Regions from separate parts of the Homo sapiens genome. Here region 2 is linked to region 1. A link is an interaction called in ENCODE POLR2A ChIA-PET data of the cell type or tissue named here. Cell type or tissue: Caco-2. All regions are shown on one strand. Each heading gives the region's core, and the rest is flanking DNA. Links, peaks and the distances in the headings are about the cores only.

Region 1 (9,484 bases), core at 2,757-5,256:
TCCAAAGTTTCAACTCTTGGTTGATCAGCTTTTAAGATTAGAAAACACAACATGGTGTAGGAAAAGATTCTGGGCATTGCTGTACATCATCCTGGGCTTAAATCCTGGTCCTACTTGGTAGCTGCATGGCTGAACTTTGAAGAATTGGTTAGCCTCTCTGACCCTTTGGTTTCTCCTCTTTAACTACGGTAATAACTCCTACTTAATGGTATTGTTGGGATAGCTACCATCAGGTTCCATGGTACAGTGGGTGCTCAGAAGGTATTCTTGCTGAATATCTCTTGAATATCTTCTCTCTAATTTGCTTGTAAGGAGTCCTGTTTTGCAGGAATATGTGTTGATTAAGAATTTCTTTTAATTTTCCTCAGATAAATAAGAACTTCTTTCTGTCTGCTTTCTTTTTACAACTGCTGTATGGAGCTATGGAAAAGTTTCTTTTAATGACAGCTTTTAAGACCTTCAGCAGATTAGCACTTTCGATTCTGATTAAGCTAATCACAGTGCAGTTTACTGCTATTTTGTAGCAATTACCACCATTTTAATTGGCTAATTAATTGGGAAATAAATTGTTTAATGATGATCTGTTTTACCAGAATGTAAGCTTTATGAAGGCATGAACAGTAGGGACAGAATCTGTCATGTTTACTGCCATACTCCTCATACCAGCCATGTGTATGTGTGTGTATACACACATATATATTAAGCACAATATAAGTGTTGCTGTTACTTTTTGGTAGCAAATATTTATCCTTTGAGGGTGCAATCATTTTTGGAAGTAGCCAAAAGATAATCCCAGCCCTGTAAATGATCAAGCTGAGAAAGAGGGTTTTTGGTAAAAATCAAATATTTTATGTATTCATTTCCCCCCCCCCACCTTTTTTGTTGTTGTTGTTGAGACAGAATCTTGCTCTGTTTCCCAGGCTGCAATGCAGCGATGTGATCAGCTCACTGTAACTCAAAACTCCTGGGCTCAAGTGATCCTCCTGCCTCAGCCTCCCAAGTAGCTGGAACTGCAGGCACGCACCACCACGTCCGGTTAATTATTATTATTATTATTATTATTTTGGAGATGGGATCATGCTATGTTGCTCAGGCTATGTAGAACTCCTGACCTCAAGTGATTCTCCTGCCTCAGCCTCCCGAAGTGCTGGGATTATAGGTCTGAGCCACCAGGCCCTGCCTTCCTTCACTTACCAATATTTCTTTAGTCCTAAGTGCTGGGAGCTGGGAAGCCAAGCATGAACCTTGCTCTCAAAGGGCCTCTGGCCAGGCTGAGAAGACAGACAGACATATCAACAACTGCAGGAAAGGCCAGACAGAGCCTTGGAGCTGGAGGCAGGGGGCAGGACACTTGGATTCTAGTTCCAGCTGTGCTTTGAACTTGCTTTGTGGCCTTGAATAAGTCCTTCTCCTCTCTAGGCCTGTGTGTTGGGGGAATTAGACTGATGTGAAACATCTAGCTTTGTGGTCCTGGGATCTTGAGATTACTTTCAATAAGACAGTGCTCCTTCCAGCAGTTTCCATCTCTTGAATCCTGTGCGGCCTCTACAGGAAGGTGTGTGAATTCTGTCTGCTGAGAGCTTTCCAAAATGCCAGCCCTGCCAGCCTGCCTGGAGTGAAAAGGCCGTTCTTGGCCATGGTGCCTCCCCTCCTTGGCTGTGCAACCTGAGAACACCTGCTACTCTCTGGGTCTCAGAACCTCACATGTACAACAAAGAGGCTCTGCACAGAGGTCTCCAGGCTTCCTTCACGGCCTCCATCCTGTGCTCTCAGGTTGTCAGGACAAGAGCTGATATTTTTCAGGGCAGCACTTCACAAACTGTGTTCAGTGAAACATTTGTATTCTGTGGGACAGGAATAGGATTCAGCAAACAAAAAGTAGTGGTGGGAAGGGAGTTGTTCCAGCCTCAAATAAGTGTGGAAGATGCTTACTTTTTTTTTTTTTAATGGAGTCTCGCTCTGTCACCCAGGCTGGAGTGCGGTGGAGTGATCTCCGCTCACTGCAACCTCTGTCTCCCAGGTTTGAGCAATTCTCCTGCCTCAGCCTCCCAGGCAGCTGGGATTGCAGGTACCCGCCACCACACACAGCTATTTTTTGTATTTGTAGTAGAGATGGGGTTTCACCATATTGGTCAAGCTGGTCTCAAACTCCTGACCTTGTGATCCACCTGCCTTGGTCTTCCAAAGTGCTGGGATTACAGGCGTGAGCCACCGCACCTGGCCAATGCTTAGTTAAATTTAGACAAGAATCCTCAGGATGTTCAGCATGCTAATGACATTTTGAATTTCCTCGAGGAACAATGCAGTAGACAGAAAGGTAGACTTGCAAAGTGGCAAAATGCACAAGATGAGTTTGGAATCCTGGTTGCACTACTGCCTAGCTGTGCAACCACAGGGAAGTTCATTAGCCTCTGTGAGCTGCAGTTTCCTCACAGTTCAGAGGAAAATATGGACCCTGCCTTTTAGGGATATTATCAGGATGAAAGACAACATTGCATGTAAGATGCTATGGGCATTGTTATTATGTATTGCCCATGGGGTTTTTTGTGGGAGGAATAGCTATAAGCATCTCTCAGGATTGTAGTATTCCACAAACACAGTTTGGGAAGGGCTGAGCCATCTGTGTGTTCCAAACACTGCTGTTTTTTTACTCTGACGTTGCAAGACTTCAGTGAACATCTGTTCTGCCTCTTCATCCAGTTGAATTGATTGTGAAGTCCCAGGGTGCAATGGGGACACAGTTTAGGCACCAAGTACAGGGTTCTTAAAACTCAGGTGAGCCCAGGCCCTTAAAGCTTAGGTGGATAAGCAGGTGTGGCTCAACAGGGGTATCTGAGAAGGAGTTTAAAGGATGAGCCTGGAGAGATGGCCTTGGGAAGGTCATTATGCCAGGAGGAGGAATTTGGGCTTTACCCTGGGGCAACAGGGATTGTGCTGCATGTGCCTGGAGGCCCTGCCTTCTGCTCCACTTTGTCACACATCCTCTGACCTGGGCATCCAGGGCTGGTCCAAGTGGGTGGCAGGTAGACCAGGAGGCATTAGTGAGATGCTGGCTTCCCTCTCAGCATGGAGCCTGGGACATGTCACTCACCCCTCTTTGTCTTAGCCTCCACATCCATAAAATGAGAGGCATCACGACTCCTGGGCAGCCTGACCCACAGGGCTGTTGTGAAGGTTCAGGGAGATAAAGTATTTCAACGAGCACATTAAGTTGAGATCCTAGTATGTGCCACGCCTTGTATTTAGGCCTGGGGGAGACTGAGATGAACAACACATGATCCCTGCCCTTGAAGGCTCACAAGCTGCTGAGTTTGGTACACTGAAGTAAGTGCTAAGATAAAGATAAGCCCATGAAAGGGACCTTCACCCAATGTAGGGAGTGGAAAGGCTGATGAGGGGAAGGAGACATTTAGGAATCTTCCCGGGAGGAGGTGATGTCTCTGCTGAGTTCTGAGATACACCTGGTAGTTAGTGGATGAAGAAGGAAGAAATAAGTTTCCAGGCAGAGGAAACAGCATGAGGAAAGTCAAAGAAAAATGAAATGTCACAGTCCATCTGTGCAAATGAGTAGCAAGCAGTATTATTAGGACTTTAAATTTGAGGTATGGAAGAAGATGTAATGGACACCATTGGTGGCGACATTGTTTGCATTTAGACAGACAACACATTCAAAAGCTAAGGAAGTGAAGCTCTAACTGGACAACTCCAGTAATTAGCTTGTATAAAGCTTTTTTGTTTTCCCTGAAATTGCACCATGGTCTCTTTGCTATCTGTGATAGGTTACCTCGGTGGTGTTGGGCAGACTGCAGGCCTTGAATGCCAGGCTGAAGGGTTTGCTCTATAGCTTGCAGACTAATGGAAGAATTAGCCATAAAAGCCAGGGGATTTAGAATGGAATCCTTGGCATTCTCTGCATGTGTGGGGCTGGCTAGGCAAGGAGGTTCCCAGAAGAAAAACAGAGCAACCTTTGCCCTCCTTCTGTACTTAGGTGAAAAGCAGAATTAGAATGGGGCTGACTGAGTGATGTGGTTATTGTGCCTTCCTTTTGGGCTTCAGTATCCAATCTGCCCTAGTGCAGGGGGCTTAAGGCATGCCACTCGGGAGGCCAGATGATAAGCCCCAGCCACGGCCTAGGCTTTGGGGAGCTACTGCACACAAACAAGCCTGTGCCAGGGAATTAGTACTGTTGTTATTAAGAGAAAGAGGCTTGGCTGTAGCTCTCCAGCTGAGAACATGCACTGTCCAGGCTGCCACCACTGCAGGGAGAGTCTCTCATCCTGCTCCTCCAGGACACCCCCCATCACTGCCTTGGCCTCTGTGCTTGACAGATGAAACCTCCCATTGGGAGGCCCCTAAGGTGAACAGAGGCAAGGGCTGGGAGACAGGAGGTTAGGGACTCTGCCCCTAACCTACTGTGTAACCTTGGGTGAGTCCATTCACTTCTCTGAGCCTTTCTAGAAAGACTTTCTCACATTTCCGGAATGAAGAAAGTCCAACCCTGTGTAGGGCCAAGGGCAGATAATGAGCATTAGATAAGATAATGTGTGTGGAAGGGCTTTGCAGTGGAAGAGGTATTATTATCTTTATTAAAAGAGGCAGCAGGGGAGAGTAGAACAATGATTGGAAATGTGAATTAAATGTGCTGCCTTGTTATTTGGTAATCTTAAGAAATTTTACAAAGTTTTAAGGCACAACAATGGTATTTTAGTTACGTTTTTAAAATTGGCTTTGTCTTGTAAAGGCACATACTGAAGTATTTATGGACAAAACTATATGATGTCTGAGATATGCTTCAAAATAAGGAAAGGGTGAAATGGATGTGGATTAGGATGAAATAAGACTGGCCAAGAGCTGATCAATGAAGCTGGGTGACAGGTGAGTGAGGGTTGGTTACACTATTCTGTCTAATCTTCTATATGCTTAATTTTCCCATAATAAAAAGTTAAATCGGCTGGGTGCGGTGGCTCACACCTGTAATCCCAGCATTTTGGGAGGCCGAGGTGGGTGGATCACCTGAGTCAGATGTTTGAGACCAGCCTGACCAATATGGTGAAACCCCATCTCTACTAAAAATACAAAAATTAGCCGGGTGTGGTGGTTCATGCTTGTTGTCCCAGCTACTCCAGAGGCTGAGACAGGAGAATTGCCTGAACCTGGGAGGCAGAGGCTGCAGTGAGCAGAGATTATGCCACTGCACTCCAGCCTGGGGGACAGAGCCAGACAAAAAAAAAAAAGTTAAATCAAAGAGCATGTCACTTAGTCAGACTGACCTGCCTTCACCACCTAATATTTATGTGACCCAGGGAAGGTCACTCCCTGACTTTCATCTCTCTAAACCTCTTTACTCATCTGTTAAACAGGGTTACTAAAATAGCACCTGCTTCGTAGGGCTCTCATAAAGACCATATATGTAGAATGCTCAGCCTATGCCTGGCACATGGCAGGTGTATGGTAAATCATGATTCCCACTCCCTCTTAGAGATCATCATCCATCATTATATGTCACCCGATAGCCCTGCTGGATGTAGCTTGACATCCTGGGCCATGGTCTGTCTCCTAAGGTGGAAGAGGAGGTCCATTGTGACCCTAGGCTTTCTCCACTGGTTGGGGCACAGTTGGTATGCGGGAGCTCTGCGGTGGTGAGGAAGGGAGTTAATGTGGTGCCCCTATCTGTCCTCCTTCCCATCTGGAAGAAATGGGAGTGAGTGAGTAGAACACGCTTGGATTGGGCATTTTCTCTATGCTGACCACTGAGCTTTACAACCACCTTGTGAGGTTAGGGCTTTCACTCAGAGAGGTTAAGAAACTTGCAAGTGTTTGCACATCTAGTGGGTGAAGAGGAAAGAGGGAGGAAGAAATAAACAGAGCAGGTAGGGATGGAGGGAGGTGGAAAACGAGTACCTCCAGAGGAATGGAGGGGAGGTTGGAAGGGGATGAGAGAAGAGGAACAGGATGAATTAGGGAGAAGGGCGCAAAGGGGCAGGAGTAGGAAGAAAGTGGGAGAAGCAGAAGCATTCAGTCCCCCCTTCTCCTTCTCCTCCAGTGCCTCAGTTGAGAAAGTGTCTCCAACCCCTTCAACCACTGATTGGGAAGGGTGGGATACAGGAAGGACAAATCCACTTCCCTGGAGGTCTCTCTTTTCCCAGCAACTAGAGACCAGTCAGCACTGTGGGTCGGACAGCACCCTGGCCACACCTTTAGCTGGCAGGGGCGTTGCCCTCTCTCCTTGGATCTTATTGGACAGTGCTGGGTCTGCTCCCTAACCCCCTTCCTCAACTCCTCTCCTTTAGGCCACTGTTCTCAGATAGCTTGGGACCTGACCTAAAGGACCAGATGGAGCATGGGGTGTCTCTCCTGGGCAGGGCCTGACACATGGCAGGATATCTTTCACCTACCAGCCCTGGGCAGATAACCAAGGCTTCCTAAAACATGGGAGAAAAGACCCTGCCTGCAAAGGCTCAGTGTGCTTGGAGAGATAAGACAGATGTGTATGAAATTCCTGTAGAAAAACAGGAGGCATTTGGATTTCACTCCCAGGCAGCACGCCTGGGAGACCTGTTCTTGGAGCCTCAGGGAACCCCAGCCCTGCCACTCACCAGCTGTGTGACCTTGGGACAATCTCCAGAATATGAGCCTCAGTTCTCGCATCTGTAAAACGCAGATTACACTGTCTGCCCTGACTGGCTGTTTGAACATATGTAGGATGGCAGATGTGAAAGCACTTTGTGAACCCTGGTGTACTCTGTCCGTGTGAGGGCTTATTCCTGGGTGCCAGTCTGGGTGGTCAGGATGCTGAACTGTGTTTCTTTATTGGGCTGTAGTGTTTATGAAGGGATAACATGAGAACCCTCCACGTGAGGATAGCCCTAGATCTTGTCTGAGTCACTGTTGAGCATTTTATCTCCTGCCTTGTTCAGTGTCCACTGTGTGAAGACATACTTGCTCAGTTATTCCTAGAATACAACATAAAGGAAAGATGTGTGTTTCTTGAAAAGCAAAACTGATTCCTTTTTATCAGAAAGTGAAAATTATATCATCCGCCCTGATTTTCGTTTTGCCTCAGCTGTCTGGAGGCTCAAGGTAAAACTTAAGTGCAATAATAACAATATAGGTGCTTATTATATAACTTGCTTATTGTATAATTTTCTTTCTCTCATTTTTACCTGATTTTATTTTTTCTACTGATGTTTCAGAGTCAGTTGATGCCAAGCTGATCCAAAGGCAAGAATCATGTTAACAAGCCTGTATTAGTCCGTTTTCACACTGCTAGTAACGATACTACCTGAGACTGGGTAATTTATAAACAAAAGAGGTTTAATTGACTCACAGTTCCACATGGCTAGGGAGGCCTCAAGAAACTTACAATCATGGCAGAAGTCAAAGGGGAAGCAAGGACCTTCTTCATATGGCAGCAGGAGAGAGAGACAGTGCAGAGGAAAGTGCCAGACACTTATCAAACAACCAGATCACGTGAGAACTCACTCACTGTCACGAGAATAGTAAGGGGGAAATCCGCCGCCACAATCCAGTCGTCTCCCATCAGATCCCGCCTTTGACATGTGGGGATTACAATTGGAGATGAGATTTGGGTGAGGACACAGAGCCAAACCATATCAAAGCCCCAAACAGACCATTCCAGCCATCAAGAGCAACTATGACAAACGGGGAGGTAAAGTACACTTTACCACTGGTATTAGTTTCCTGTGGATGCTGTAAAAAACTTTACCACAAACTTGGTGGCTTGAAACTACAGAAATGTATTCTCTCTTTTCTGGAGGACGGAAGTCCCAAATCAAGGTGCCAGCAGGGCTGTACTTCCTCCGGAGGCTCCAGCAGGAGAATCCATTCCTTGCCTCTTCCAGATTCTGGTTGCTGCCAGTATTCCGTTGCTTGCGGCTGCATCACTCCAATCTCTGCCTCTGTCTTCATATCACCTTCTCTTCTATGTGTCTTCTGTCTGTGTCAAACGTCCCTCTTTTAAAAAATACATGTGATTGATGCAGGTCCTACCCAGGTAATACAGGATAAGTTCCTTATCTCAAGATCTTTAACTGAATCACGTTGTTCACCATATAAAGTAATGTTCACAGGATCTGGGAATTAGGACATAGACATTTCTTGTCTATGTGAAGACATTTCATTCCTTCACATCATTTTAGAGCCCTACAGTCATAGAATCATCCACCTCTCTCATTTGTGATATAGCTTAAGTGATTAGGAACACAAGTTCCGATTTCTGACTCCTGGGTTCCCATCCTAGCTCTGTCATTTGCTGTGGGATTTTGGGGAAATTACTGAATATCGTAGAATCTCAGTTTTTGTTTTTTTTTTCATTTGAAAACTCAAGGATAGTATCTACCTTATAGGGTTGAAATAGGGATTAAACAAAATACTCTGTAAAAACACAAAATACAGGAGCTCTCAAGATTTGAAGGGCACTTACAGACTATATAATCCCATCTCTCTAACTTAGCACTGATGAGTCTCAATCTGATTTTAGGTCATCAGGGACAAATCATTTTTAATGGTTGGAAAATTATTTTTATTGTAGTAGGAACTACTAGCACATAAATCTCATTTTATTTCACAGATACAGCTTAGCAAAAATTTAATAAGCAAGTTGATATAAGAAAAACGTTGAATCAGTAATACTACAAGTTGTGAATCAGGTTCACTGTGTACTGGTTACCAACTTGTCTGAGTGGGATGAGATAGAACGCCCACACACAACAAGTTACATGAAGTGGGTTCACTGCTTACAGAGATGCAGCAAGGGACTGTAGAAGCGTAGGACGCATTTGAGGCCTGAGCCCTAAGGCTCCGGAAAGCTGTCCAGGGGAAAGGAATCTCGACTGTGTGTCTCCCACTTGTACGGCAGCGGAGGACCCTGGAAAGCAGCCTGTCCTGGGTTTTATACCCCGGAAAACAAGACTCGCTGGACTAAAGCGTTGAAAGACATTCTGTTCTGGGGAGGACTGGCACAGAGCCAGGCTGTTCCAGCCAGCCACTCCCTATCTCAGGATGTTGCCCTTCCAGCATATTCTACAGTTATTCTTGAGAACTACAAGGCAGAAAGGGGGTAGAACTGGATGAGTCCAAGGTCGCCTGGAGAAGTATCCCACACAGGTGGTACACAGACATGGCCAAATTAGAAATGCATGAAGTTCCAACACTCTGCAGTAGCCAAAGCACAAATCCAGCAGGATCCCAGACAGTGAAAGCCCATCATTCTTTTTTCTTTCCTGTGTGTGTGGTTTTGTTTTGTGTGTGTGTGTGTGTGTGTGTGTGTGTGTGAGACAGGGTCTCTCGTTCTGTCGCCCAGGCTGGAGTGCAGTGGTGCAATCACAGCTCATTGCAGCCTCAAACTTCCAGACTCAGACGATCCTCGTGCCTTAGCCTCCCTAATAGCTGGGACTAAAGAGGAGTAAGACACTGGGCCGCCTTCTTTCTTCTTCTCTTCTTCTTCTTCTTCTTCTTCTTCTTC
Region 2 (9,484 bases), core at 3,053-5,552, 84 kb before region 1:
GGCCTCCTAAGTAGCTGGGATTACAGGCATGAACCACCATGCCTGGCTAATTTTGTTTAAATTTTTATTTCTTTTATTTTTGTAGAGATAGGGTCCCACTATGTTACCCAGGCTGGTCTCTAGCCCCTGGCCTCAAGTGATCCTCCCACCTCAGCCTCCCAAAGTGTTGAGATTAGAGGCGTGAACCATCATGCCCGGCTCAACTCCCCACCCCAAATATACAGTGTACAGTAACTTTTTAATCAAAACAGCATTATAGATGGGGAATGAAAGCCTGCTGTTATTTGTTGCTGTTGTTTTACAGTTGATGCAGGCATTCTGGTGATGCTACTGTGCTGCTCAGTTACCCTGAACACATTAGTTTTTTACTGCATTAATGGTATGTCATATTTTTTACTATCAAGTACTTAGGTGTGAATTAGCATAAGAAAATGATTGCTAATCAGAAGCATATAAATTCAGAGTCAGGAATGATGGTGATGCCAAACAACCAGATTGTCCACATGGGGGGCTGGGAGAGTGGCACCTTTGCCTTCTGATGGTTCAATGTACACAAACTTTATTTCATGCATAAAATTATAAAAATATTGTATAAAATTACATTTGGACTATGTCTATAAGGTATATATGAAACATAAATAAATTTTGTGTCTAGACCTGAGTCTTGTCCCCAAGAGATCTCTTTATGCACATGCAAACGTTCCAAAATCCCCCAAAATCCAAAATCTGAAGCACTCTGTTCCCAAGCATTTTGGATATGGGATACTCAACCTGTATTTTATATATATATATGTGTGTGTGTGTATGTATGTGTGTGTGTATATATGCATATATGACTACTTTTCAAATGTATGTCAAGCTGCGTGACAAATAAAATGCAAATTCATTTTAAGATGTTACTGAATTTTTGGTCATTTTTTGGACATAAAATTTCTCAGTGTTTACTGAAAAGTCTATCTACTTTGTATGTTGCAAGGACTGTGGAATTTATAGCTGTTAAAAAAGTATCTTCAAACTCAAATGATAGAGAAGCACTAAGACATTCCCCAAGGTCTCTTCTAGCCTGATGGAGTGATATTAACAATATTCTATTTTCTGAATTAGAGAGCCTGGAGCAGGGGTAGAGTATAATGTAAAATTATTATGTCAGTCATCATACTTATTGTGTTCAGGATGCTTTTCTGACAAGAGGGTATTGTAGGTTATAGGAAAGAAAGGCTCTACCAACAATGAAATGAGCAGGCCAAGACATTAGGATGCAGAGATTTTTATGGGAGGACAATAATAGGTTATTAGGAACTGATTATATGGTAGAAATAATGCAGGGGAAATGGTGGTCACTTTCTCCATTAAATGGCAATAGCTGTTGCATAACAACGATTGATGTAAATTAGTCTTTTTTTTTTTAATTGATGAAAGAAGAGTTTTGAGGGTAGAAAATTTCATCAAAAGAACCGAAATAGCATGTTCTTGAGTAGAATTCATGTTAGCTGCAGGAATTACAATTTCCTACTGTTTGGTAAGAACGTATCATAGATATAATGTTTTAACTAATAAAATTCAAATTTTTCTATAACTGAAAAAAATTTTAACACTCTGCAGGGCAGGAGGTATTGGCCAATCAGAATATGCCCTGGATCAATTAGAATGGAAGCCTGCTCAGACCGGGCCCCTGCGATGCCAGGCTTTAACCTTTTAGTTGCAAGTGGGTCCTGGGCATCCCAGGGGAAGGGTTGAGACAACCAGGACAGCTGGGGGAACAGGGTAGGCATGGGGAAGGGAGCTTGGGCAGTGGGTATGTATCTATGGGCATGGCTGTCTTTCAGTATCTCCATATTCAGAGGTTGAATGTAGGCCATCCTTCCAGCTGCAGCACTGAGTGGCATATGAGGCTTGCAGCCCAGGCTTGGCCTCTTGCCTCCCATACAGCCAACTCTCCATGGCCACAAGCCCATCTGGTATCACTGCATGCACTCTTCTGCTCCAAATTTGACTTTAAAATGCTCCACTGTGCTGGGCAGTTTTCCACCCAGGTGATAAACTTGTGAACCTCCAAATCAGGCTTTGGTTGAATGAGTTCATCTCCTGCTCACAGCCTGTGTACAGGTGAACTGTGTAGAGGAAAGAAGGCTAAATTTGGGGTCAGGAGCCTGGTTCTGGGTTCACATCTCAGCTCTACTACTGTTTCCCCGTATGCCTCTGGGTAAGTCATTTCATCCCTGTGACCTCAGTTTCATGGTCAGTAAAACAGGGTGATGACTTCTGCCATTGTAGGGCCCCTCACAGGACTGTGCTGAGGTTTAAATAAGACAAAGGAGGTGAAGCACTTTGCAAACTGTAAGGCTCAGTGCACACATGAGTGAGTCTGTATTCCATAGACTGAAGGATCTGGCTGTTGAGAATGTTGCTGGTCTGTTTCTGATTAAATCAGGAGTTACATAGATGCCATTTATTTAGAATGTTCCCTGACTATCCTCAAATATGCCCATAATGTAGCTTTGGCTTTTCATGGAGAGGGGAGGGTGGGCTGCAGAAGGTGTGATCTTTCTTTCCCATTAACCCTACAGCCTCACACAAAATCAGAGCTGAAATGGACTGCCAAAGAATACCTACTCCACCTCTCTCAGTTCAATTAATGGGATCCCTGAGATCCAGAGAGGGCCAGTGAGTGCCCATAATGCATTATTAGTAGAGCCAGAACCAGTTCTTTTGATTCCCAACTCTTTTCGTCACAGCATGTGACATGTCTTGTGGCTAACTTTTCATTCAGATTTATGTTTTCTTTCATTCAATAGCATTTATTGAGTCCCTACTAAGTGTTGGTTTCTGTGATGATCACTTGGGGTAGACAAATGGGGTGCAATTCTGCTTTCAGGTTGCTCATGGCTCTGGGCAGAGAATGCTCTTTCAGAGTCCTGAGCGAGGGACAGGTAAAGTTCTATCTGTGTAGATTTGGCCACCTTCTTTGAGGGTGGCGGTGGTTTTTGAGAATGGTCAAGAAGTGTGATTCTATAACCCCAGCACTTTGGAAGGCCAAGGTGAGAGGATTGCTTGAGGCCAGAAGTTGGAGACCAGCCTTCTCAACATAGCAAGACCCCTATCTCTGCAAAAAATTTAAAAAACTAGGTAAGTGCAGTGTTGCACACTTATAGTCCCAGCTGCTGTGGAGGCTGAGGTGGGAGAATCTCTGAAGACTTTGAGGGTGCAGTGAGCTGTAATTGCACTGCTCTCCAGCCTGGGTGACAGAGCGAGACCCAGTCTCAAAAAAAAAAAAAAGTGTGATGAAGCTCTGCAATGCTGACCTAATACCAATGATGACCAAGCATTCTCACCTTCCTGTCTCATTTAGTTTTTACAACAATTTCCTCTCATATTGCAAATGAGGAAGTTGAGACTCAGAAAAGAGAAGGCATATGGCTGGGGTCACAGATCTGGAAAGAACCACAGTCACTTTGATGGATTCCAGGGCCTTGTAGGTCTTACGAACTGGCTTAATTCAGGGAGAAAGAGCAGGGCTCAGGTGCTTGGGAGACCTGGGTTCAAATTCCAGCTATGCCACTTCCCAGCTGGGTGACTTGGGCAAATTACTGTTATAGAGACTCAGTTTCCTCATGTGCAAAGTAGAGAGATAATAGGGTATGTACCTTAGGGGCTCCTTGAAGGTGCTATCAGCGACTGAGGGTAAAGCCCCCAGCTAGTGCCTCTCGCATACAACGATACAGTGGGAACTCCATACATGCTCCTTTGCAGCCCCTCCCGGCCCCTGCTGTGAGTGGCTTGGTCAGTATTCCTGGCTCTCCGGAGCAGTTCTGTGCTCCCAGGAGAGTGGCCTGGAAGGTTTTCCTCTGTCGAACAATAACAAGGGCAGCGGCAAAGGTGAGGTTTGCTGAAGGTGCAGGCCTGAAAACTGGGGCCCTCTCCCCCAAATTTCGATCTCTCTCTTTTCCTCTCTGTCTTCTTCCCTATCCCTCTACTCCCTTCTCTCTCCCTCTACCCTCTTATCTCCCCTCCCCCTTCCTCTCTGTCTCCCACCCCTCCCCCTTTTCTTCCCTGTCTCTCTCCTGGGTGGAGCCTACTCCAAGCTTCTGAAGGCGCAGTGTGGATACCCAGAGTGGCTGGCCACGCCTGACTGCACAGGTGTCAGTTCTGTCTTGTCCCTTCTGCATTCCGGCTTCGTATGTCAGCACCTATGAAAATCTTCCAGGTCTTGGGTTTGAATAGCCCCTTAGCTGCCTGGGAGACAGGAGGCTGGCTCTGTTTTGCCTGTCAAATCATCCGCTTTGTTTGTCTACGGGCAGGTAAGCCGGGTCCTCTTCCATAATACAGACAGGGCCATCAGTGTCAGGGCTGATTCTACCAGGCTCAGACTGAACAAACAGCCATCTGCCCCACCGGTGAGGCCAAGGCCAGGCAGCGGCAGGGCCTGCTATTCTTCAGGAGCCGTTTGATGACAGGCTGGGAGTGGATATCACTCCACTGGGAGGGAGCTGAGCTCAGACTTGCCTCTTCCAGCCGGCGCAAATCCTCCTTTCCTGACTGGGTCTAACCTTCCGAAGGACTCCCACTTTCACTCCTGCCATCATCAGCATGTGATACAATGAGATAAAGAAATGGGCACAATGAAAGGAGACAGAGATCTTGCTACACAAAGAGTCCATGAACATATACAGAAAACCCCATAATCTGCCAGATTTCTTCTTTTGCTTTGCTGCTAGGAGACATGGAAGGAATTTAGTGCTGGTGGTAATTATTAACTCACCCCAATGGTCTGGCAACATCCTCTGCTCTTTTGAATTGGTTCTCTTAGTTTAAAATTCATCTTTCTTGGATATATTTTTTTTATTGTGGTAAAAAACATGTAACATAAAATTTACCATTAATGACATCGAGTAATTCACAATGCCATGCAATCGATTGTGCACTCACAATCTGCACCACTATCTAGTTCCAGAATGTTTTCCTCATCCCAAAAGGTAACCCCTTATCCACTAAGCAGTCACTCCCCATTCTTTAACTTTTAAGACATCACAGATATCTTTGTGAAATGAGTAGGGGGTATAGATTCTAAATAAAAATAATAGATCAAAGAACAGACAACTTTTACATTTCATTGCATTAGCTGTACCTATTCACCTTTTATTTTTCCAAATTCATTTTTGTTTCATTTTCTTTTGTCCATTGAGGGTCTGAGTTGTGGGCCATTTCTGACCTGTCATTCCAAATTCCATTCCTTCTTTTCCCATCCCTTTTTCCTCTTTTTTCTCTTCCCTTCCTTCAGATCTTCAGGTCTACTGTTTATCTACTTAATTACCTATTATCTATCTATCTATCCATATTTCTGTCTCATCCATCATGTTTCAAAAATCTATCATCTATCCATGTGTCACCTACGTATCTATCTACCTATTAAAAATCTTTCATCTGTCCATCAATCATATATCTATTACATCTCTATCACATTTCTATTCTCCACCCATCTTTCTATGCTTCTCTTTGTAAATCTAGATAATTGGTTCTCAGTCCTGCACATTAAAATCACCTGGAAATACATTGAAATCACCTGAAGAGTTTTTAAAATCTATGGATGCCTGGGCTCCATTTCAGGCCAATTGAAATAGAATATTTTGGTGTAGGGCCTGGTGATCTGTATATTTTGAAAGTCCTCCCAGATGAGGCTGGGTACATTGGCTCACACCTGTAACCCCAGCACTTTGGGAGGCCGAGGGGGTGGATCATGAGGTCAACAGATCGAGACCATCCCGGCCAACATAGTGAAACCCCGTCTCTACTAAAAATACAAAAATTAGATGGGCATGGTGGTGCACGCCTCCAGCTACTCGGGAGGCTGAGGCAGGAGAATTGCTTGAACTGGGACCCGGGAGGTGGAGGTTGCAGTGAGCTGAGATTGTGCCAGTGTACATCAGCCTGATGACAGAGCGAGACTCAGCCTCAAAAAAAAAAAAAAAAAAAAAAAGTCCCCCCAGATGATTCCAAAGCATAGTGAATGTTAAGAAGCACTCACTTGGACATACCTCTCTGATACTTAACCTTCTGCAAAAACTCCTTGTCTGAGCTCTGGTCCTCAGTTGGCCTATTTTTTATATAAATGGAAGTTTTCTACACATAATCCTTCATAATTTGCTTTAATAATATGTATAAATGACTTTCTATGTAGTTAAATATTTTTTAAGAGCATCATGTAAAATGTTGCTTAGTATTCTATTAGCATATATGTTACATTTATTTTGTCTTCTGTTGGGATTCTGATTAGGATTATATGAAGTCTATAAATGAGTAAGGGATAACATGTATATTTGATATATATGTTTAATTTAAAAAATTGGAATTTTAAGCATATACAAAACAAATAGTATGATGTATCCCTTTGTACTCATTACCCAGCCCTAACAGCCATCAATCCTGTCCAATTTGGTACCATCTGTGCCCCCATCGTCCCCTGTGCTCATATTATTTTGAAACAAATCCCAGACGTCATTTAAATTCATCTGTAAATATTTCAGTGTATATCTCTAAAAGATATCAAAACCCCAATACTGTTGTTGTACTCCCCAAAAATTAACAATAAGTCTTTAATATCATCAAGGGCAACTTGATGACTTGTTAAAAGTCAAGGTTTAAATTTCCAACTCATTCATTCATTTCATGAATTTATTTGTTTTTGTTTCTACATTTTGTTTTGGGTTGGCTTTCAGTAGTCTTATCTCACTTAATACATAAAGTATTGCTCCATCTTTTATTTTCTCTGGAATTTATTTGTTGAAGAAGCTGGATTGTTGGTCTTATAGAGTTTTCCATATTCTGAATTGTATTTTTATGGTGTAGTTCAACATGTTTTTATCTTCTGTATTTCTCATAAATTAGTGGCTTGGGCTAATACTTTGTATGACATTGAGCCTTTCAATTCATGAACATGTTTTATTTATAATTTGTTTAGGTTTTCCTTAATGTCTATCAATAAAGTTTTCTATTTTCTCAGTAAAGGCCTTGTGCATCTTATTGAAATTATTTCTAACACTTTGTCTTTTTAAAAAATAAAATTGAAAATATTAGGTCTTCTTAAATTGAAGTTTCTACTTGTTTATTGCTGATGGATATAACAGCACTGAACTTTTTACATTAATTTTGTAACTGGTTATTTGGCAACTGGTTAAACTCTCTTAAAAAATCTAATAATTTATTCTAGAGTTCTTTGTGTTTTGAGTGTATATAATTATATAATTTGTGAGTAACGACACTTCTGTTTTTTCCTTTCAAATATGTATGTAACTTTTCTCTTGCTTTATTGCTTTCAATACAATGATGAATTAAAGTGATGATATTGGGCATCCTTGTTTTGATCTCTATCTAAAAATAATGTTTTAATGTTTCACAAATAAATATAGTATTTTGCCATAGTTTTTTTTTGGTTGGGGGGGATACACTTATCAAGTTAAGAAGTTTCCCTCTGTGCCTAGATTTTAGGGAATTATGTCATAGATTGGATGTTGATTTTTTAAATGCTATTTCTGCATTTATTGAGATAATCATATTCTTTAACCTGTTAATATTAATCTGATTTTTGAAAATGTTAAACCACCTTGTATTTTGGCGATATACCTTATCTAGAGCAAGATATACTATCATTTTTATATATTATTGGATTTGATTTGCTCATATTTTGTTTGCAAGTTTGGTATCCAGCTCATGAATAAGGTTGATCCATAATCAATTATCCTTTCTTTTAATGTTATTTTCAAGGTTTTGTGTCAAGTTTATGGTATCATCATGAAATAATTGGGGAATAGTCCTGTCTAGTCTGTTTGGGCTGCTGTAACAAAATAACTCAGATACTGGGCAATTTGCAAACAACGTGAATTTATTGCTTACAGTTTTGGAGCCTGGGAAGTCCAAGATCAAGTCAACAGCACATTCAGTGTCTGGTGAGGGCTTCTCTCTGCTTCTAAGATGGCACCTTCTATCTGTGTCCTTATATGATAGAATGGGTGAACAAGCTCCTTTTGGCTTCTTTTATAAAGGTGCTAATCCCATTCATGAATGCTCTCGCCTCCCAAAGGCCTCCCCTCTTAATGCTATTGCACTGGGGATTAGGTAGCAATATATGAATTTTGAGGGGGACACAAACAGTCAGACCGCAGTGAGTCTCATTTTCTGTTTCTTTTTCTTTTCTCTTTTTTTTTTTGAGATGGAGGTCCCGCTCTGCCGCCCAGGCTGGAGTGCAGCGGCGTGATCTCGGCTCATTGTAACCTCCACCTCCCGGGTTCAAGTGATTATCTTGCCTCAGCCTTCCTGAGTAGCTGGGATCACAGACATCCACAACCACGTCTAGCTAATTTTTGAATTTTTCAGTACAGACGGGGTTTCTCCATGTTGGTCAGGCTGGTCTCGAACTCCTGACCTCAGGGGATCCATCCGCCTCAGCCCCCAAAAGTGCTGGGATTACAAGTGTGAGCCACCATGCCCCGCCCCATTTTCTATTAGGATTTTTTTTCTTAAGTGTTTGAAAGATTTTGCTATTAAAATCTTTTGGGTTTGCTGATTCCTTTGTGGAAATTTTTTAAACAATTCAATGTGTGTGACAATTGTAGGACTACTAGGTTTTATGTTTTTTTCTTGTCAGTTTTAAAAAAATTAATATACTGTTTTAGAGCAGCTTAGATTTATAGCAAAACTGAGAAGAAAATGCGAAGAGTTTTCACATACTGCAATCCCACCCCTCAACACACATACGACCATCAACTTTCCCCACTAGTGTGGTGCACTTGTTACAATTGATGAACCAACATTGACACATCGCTACCAGCTAAAGTCTGTAGATTGTATTAGGGTTAACTCTCTTTATTTATAGTGTATGGGTTTTGAAAAATGTATAATGGCAAGTGTCCATCATTATAGTATAATACAGAATAGTTTCACTGCCTTAAAATCCCCTGTGATCCACTTATTCATACCTTAGTTCCCCCGGCAATCACTGGTCTTTTTACTGTCTCCATAGTTTTGCCTTTTCCAGAATATCATATAATTGGAATCACACAGTAGGTAGCCTTTTCAGATTGGTTTCTTTCACCTAGTGATATGGATTTAAGGATCCTCCATGTGTTTTCATGGCTTGATGGCTTGTTTCTTTTTATCACTGAATAATATTCCACTGTATGGATGTAATTATTTATCCACTCAGCTATTGAAGGACATCTTAGTTACTTCCACACTTTGGCAATTGTCTTAATCCATTTGTGCTGTGACAAAAAATACCACAGACTGGGTTTTTTCATTTCTCACGGTTCGGAAGGCTGGGAAGTCCATGATCAAGGCAAGCTTGGTATCTGATGAGGACTGCTCGCTCTGCTTCTAACATGGTGCTTTGTTACTGCATCCTCCAGAGGGGAGGAATGCTGTGTCCTCACATGGCAGAATGGACGGATGTGTAAAAAGGCGCAAATTCCCTCTGCCAAGCACTTTTATAAGG

What was found. Peaks named below come from ENCODE experiments on the same cell type or tissue, not always from the same donor. Only the 100,000 strongest peaks of a DNase experiment are listed, where the experiment ranks them.
Region 2: POLR2A ChIA-PET joins it to region 1 with 5 read pairs; 2 of 35 experiments call an interaction of 5 or more read pairs at or near these places.

What each region holds. Positions count from the first base shown.
Region 1 is chr9:97,742,223-97,751,706 of GRCh38, reverse strand. All of the region lies in intron 5 of PTCSC2 (papillary thyroid carcinoma susceptibility candidate 2), which reads left to right. Among named protein-coding and RNA genes, the nearest start is that of XPA, 50 kb to the right of the region's middle. In Caco-2, for the core only: no CTCF peak of the experiment used is centred there; DNase peaks (open chromatin) are centred at 3,236, 3,896 and 4,316.
Region 2 is chr9:97,826,331-97,835,814 of GRCh38, reverse strand. The region is part of intron 1 of PTCSC2 (papillary thyroid carcinoma susceptibility candidate 2); the gene reads left to right. Among named protein-coding and RNA genes, the nearest start is that of PTCSC2, 22 kb to the left of the region's middle. RefSeq lists a silencer at 8,116-8,337. In Caco-2, for the core only: no CTCF peak of the experiment used is centred there; a DNase peak (open chromatin) is centred at 4,274; H3K4me3 peaks cover 598 bases.